Regions from separate parts of the Homo sapiens genome. Here region 2 is linked to region 1. A link is a loop called in an ENCODE intact Hi-C map of the cell type or tissue named here. Cell type or tissue: Calu3. All regions are shown on one strand. Region 1 overlaps CD109 (CD109 molecule). Region 2 has its middle 160 kb from the start of CD109.

What was found. Hi-C counts contacts between places; a loop is a spot of excess contacts. Peaks named below come from ENCODE experiments on the same cell type or tissue, not always from the same donor. Only the 100,000 strongest peaks of a DNase experiment are listed, where the experiment ranks them.
Region 2: a loop joins it to region 1, with 2.3 times the contacts of the local background. A loop is called at or near these places in 16 of 110 quality-filtered maps.

The regions. Positions count from the first base shown.
Region 1 is chr6:73,738,225-73,740,724 of GRCh38, reverse strand. All of the region lies in intron 5 of CD109 (CD109 molecule), which reads right to left. Among named protein-coding and RNA genes, the nearest start is that of CD109, 43 kb to the right of the region's middle. In Calu3, a CTCF peak has its summit at 1,379 (motif pointing left); no DNase peak of the experiment used is centred here.
Region 2 is chr6:73,853,986-73,856,485 of GRCh38, reverse strand. No RefSeq gene overlaps it. Among named protein-coding and RNA genes, the nearest start is that of CD109, 160 kb to the right of the region's middle. In Calu3, a CTCF peak has its summit at 1,303 (motif pointing left); a DNase peak (open chromatin) is centred at 1,285.

The sequences.
Region 1 (2,500 bases):
GCTACTCAGGAGGCTGAGGCAGGAGAATCGCTTGAACCTGGGATGTGGAGGTTTCAGTGAGCCGAGATCACACCACGGCCTGGGCAAAAGAGCGAGACTCTGTCTCGAAAAAAAAAAAAAAGAAAGAAAGAAAAGAAAACTAGAAATCATACTAGACCAAAATAATTACTCACCATTACTATCATAAAAAACCTTGAAGGTGAAAAGCAATACAATACTTGAAGGGCAAACAATTTAGATTAATCCAGAAAGGTTAACACGGTATCATAAAGGACTTATTCACTCTTACTCTACAAACAAACATGTTATTAATACAAGTGGAGAAATGCCAAGGAGCCGTCAAGTATGTTTTACTTAAAGGATCCTTTTCCTGACCTAGGACAAAGGGTAACTGAAGAATACCACTTTCTGATTACCTGTATAGTCATTACAAATCAAAGCTCTGATAACTCCGGTAATTCTTAAAGAGATTGTCCATCAGTGGGAATACTCATATCATTCCATATTTTTTCTACAGACAAAATGGAATTTCAAAACTCTCCCAAAGGCTGTGTATGATGGCTCACACATGTAATCCCAGCACTTTGTGAGGCCAAGGCAGAAGGATTGCTTGAGTCCAGGAGCTCAAGATCAGCCTGGGCAACATAACAAGACCCTGTCTCTATGAAAAGGAAAAAAAAATTTTTTAACTAGGCAGGCGTAGTGGCACATACCTGTAGTCCCTGCTACTCAGGAGGCTGAGGCAGGAGGATCACTTGAGCCCAGGAGTTCGAGGCTGCAGTGAACTATGATTGTGCCACTTCACTCTAGCCTGAGTGACAGACGACAACCCTGTCTCTTACAAATTAAAAAATTTAAAAAATACTTCCTTTTTTTTTAGCCAGAGTATCACTCTGTCGCCCAGGCTGGAGAGCGGTGGCATGATCTTGGCTCACTGCAAGCTCCGCCTCCCAGGTTCACGCCATTCTCCTGCCTCAGCCTCCCGAGTAGCTGGGACTACAGGCGCCCGCCACCACACCCAGCTAATTTTTCGTATTTTTAGTAGAGACGGGGTTTCACTGTATTAGCCAAGATGGTCTCGGTCTCCTGACCTCGTGATCCGCCCGCCTCGGCTTCCCAAAGTGCTGGGATTACAGGTGTGAGCCACCACGCCCAGCCAATACTTTCTTGAAAATAAATATTTTCCTTCCCTGAGTTTTATATTGAGAATGGTGACTGCCACCGAAAAGTAAAAATATAGTCTCTAATGGTGGGCTATTTAAATAATAAATACATTTCCTCTATGTTATTATTCACTACTAAAAGAAAAGGGGTTTAATAACAAGAAATATACAGTCCTTTAATGCTGCGCAGTAGTCAAAGAAAAACAAAAGCCAGAGACCAAGGCCACAGTTGCTTCTCATAACATTTCCTTGGTTATACTGACCCCTGGTGGTTCTAAAAGGGCTCTTTTTTTTAAGGGGCTTATTTTTTCTTAGCTGAATGCCTCAAATTAACATACCTCAAATGACAAGTACCTGATCAGTATACTTGTCTTCAAAAAGATAAAGATGCTTTATAGAATATACAAAAGGGAAAATTGCATTTGGTTCAAGACAAATTATTGCTATATAGTTTTCACACATTCGTTTTAAGAAAATACTGCTTTCTACTTACATGCAAAAGCACTGAACTTGGTCCCAGGAATAGAGAGGTGAGCAAGACCAGAAGGTCACCAGCTTTACAAAGGCTACTGTCTATCATGGACCACTAATTAAAAGTGAGATGAATGAATTAAGGGAAGCACACAGTACTATGGGAATGTCTGGAACAGCCAGGCCACTTTAGAGAATGGCTGCAGGTTAAAAGCAAGTAGCGAGAATAAGGAAGAAAAAACATTCTCAGCAGAGGGAACAGCATGATGAAAGGCTCTAGAATGAGACAGATCGGTGAGTTTAAGAAACTTAAGGGACATAAGATGTCTAAAGCATAGAGTTCAAGAGGAAGGGCGGCACTTTACAAGACTGAAAAGTTGGGCAAGGGCCAGATCCTGCAAATGCTTTTCATTTTTTAAGCACCTAAATTTCCTTAAGAGCATTTGTTTTCTATAAAAGCAATATGACAAGCCAAGTCCACAAACCACAACATGATAAATCCTATAAATCTTTCAAAGTATAATCTCACATCTTCTGCAAAGTCTCCCTCTGCTATTCTATCCCCCTCTCTTCTGGTACTTATTCTGTCCACCATTCAATGAACAAATTAATCCCTCAGCGCCTGTTATCCAGCTAAAACTGCTCTTGCTGGTCATTGTGCATAGGTGGCATCTGAATGGACCAAAAATGGACACCTTGACCCAGGGCGGCCCACCCACAGGCTGCCAGCCACCTGTGCAGAGGCTTGCTTTAAAGATTCTGGGCATGATGGTTATTTAGCTAAGCTAATGGAATCAGAAGAACTGAAGAACACCTCAAAGGTTGGCAGAAGAGTGAAAGGAGAACAGAGCAGACCATGGGAGACA
Region 2 (2,500 bases), 120 kb before region 1:
TTAACTTCCTTAAATTCCATTCAGTATAGCTGAAATAGGTCCAAAACATTTAGAAATCACTAACATCTAAGGGAAAACAGAATAAGGAAAAAAAATGGGCAACTAAATAATCTGGTTTAGGTGGTGTAGTTCACCCATCTTCACCCTTCTCCCTGTTTCCCAGCCTGTCTGTATGGCAGAGGCATCTTAAACCCCTCCTTCCTGAGAGCATCCTCGGGTGTATCTAAACATCCCTGCCCAAAGTCAAGACAGCAATACCCAGAGAAAGGCAAGAGCTCCCTCTCCCACCTCCTGGTTTCCAGTTTTCTTTCTGAAGACCCACAACTTCCCCAGATGATGGCCCCAGGAATTACTGTCTCCTTTAGGGAGATGAAACTCCCACCCCAGGACCTTCCCTCTCTCACCAGGACAAGTGTATCACAAACAAGTATTCAATTGAAGGAAGGGAAAAAGAGGATGGCTGGGCCTTATGGAGGTAAGCTTCCTTCATTATGGTATCAAATCCAGTAATGCACTTTCCTGTTAGAGAATTTCTAGACAGTCCTCCCAAACGAGAAGCGTTTCCTGGATTATCATAAAACGTGTCTATATAGAAAAGCTAGTTCACAATGAAAAAGAACATGTGGAAGGTGAGTGCTGTACAATGAAGATAGGCTTTGAGAAGCCCTCCAGGCAACCAAACCTCCACTAACAAGTCCATTTTGCTGTTTTTTCTGTTATGTTTATTCTTCTCCAGCTATGACTATAAAAGAGGACGCACTGGGGAGAAACATACTTCAAGTACAAAGCAAAAGTAGGTGGAAAAAGATAGTAATAAATACGTGTTCTATGATTAATCAGGATTCTTGATTCCATTAGGAGATTAAAATTCCACAAATTCTAGGTCAAACTTTACTTGCCATAACTTATTCCCTAACCAAAACAGGCTAGAGAAATGACAGTAGAATCTGGCAATAGTACCTCTTTCTAAACTGTCCAAAGGTTAATGATCTCTTCAGTTTTGAAAATCAGGATTTACTTTTATAAAGTCAAAAAGAAACTCCCACTCTGTACGTGGTTTTTTTTTTTACTCTAAGAATAACAAATTATTATGCATAAATTACATGCCAAAAATAAGAATGCATCCTAAAAAGTATGTGGTAACAGAAGTAAGCAGATTATTGTAATAACCTTATCACCTGTTTTCCCAGAAAAGAGAAAAAGCCCTCCGATCTCATTTCATTCTTAGTATTCAACAGGAACATTAAAATTAGGCAACAATTTGGGGGAGGTACTTTCTTCCCTCTAATCCTCTTCTGCCCCCTAGTGGTCGCATATTTTTATGTCATACAAGATAATTTCCATTTTGAATATCTGGTTGTTATATTTCCACCATTAGAGTAACTCTATTGTATTTTACCCCTGTCATAAACCTTAAAACCAATTTAATAAACACATCTGACTACTCAATAAAACTTCACGATTATTTTAGTACTTACATATTGTGTATTAACTTACAACAGCTTTATCTAAAATATTTTCCCTGGAAAAAGCCCAGAGATATTCTGGGTGAAATGACATTCATGTGGTGGGCTAAAGGTTCAGAAAGCATGGAATATCATATCCTTTTAGAATTCAAAATATACATTGTTATATTAAAGATAAATCCTACAGCAATGACATTTTTTGTGATTTCCTAAACTTTGCCATTAAATACTTTTTTTTCACGTTAGACCTGCTAGCATCCTATAAAATACCATTTGGGGAAGTGTTGGTATCTAAGCATTATTCTCAACCCTATTGTTTTCTCCTGAGAATGGCTGAGGATTTCATTCTTTGTGACTCTTCTTCCTTTGTCATGCCTATTATGCCCCAATATATCAACTTCAATTATTTTATTTGAACACTATATCAGGTTGGCAAAGTAATATACACTCCATAGCTAAAACTCCAGCAGGGTATCAAAACCAAATCCTTGAAATGCTGCTCAGCAGTAAAAGGAAATGAACATTGATACACACGACAGCTTGGATGATCTTAAGTGCATTTTGCTCAATGGAAAAAAAATCATCAAAGCTTACATACTGTATGATTTCATTTGTATAACATTCTCAAAATTACCATTATCAAGACAGAGAATAGATAAGTAGTTACTAGGGATTAAGGAAGGATAGGGAGGGGATGACCCTAAGCAGCATGAAGAAGTCCCTTTGTGATGAGTAAACAAATCTGTGTCTTAACTATAAATGGTAGTTACATAAATCTGTACCTGTGATGAAAATGTCCTAAAATTATACAAAAAAACATGTAAAAATAAATGCTTGTAAAAAGAACTTGAAGCCAAGTAAGGTCTGTAGTCCAGTTAACTGTTTCCTGCTAATCAATGTTCTGCCTTCAATAATGCACCATAGTTAGATAAGATGTCACTGTTGGGGGACACTGGATGACAGGCATACAGGACCTCTGTGTACTATTGTACAACTTTTTGTGAGTCTATAATTATTTCAAAATTAAAAATTTT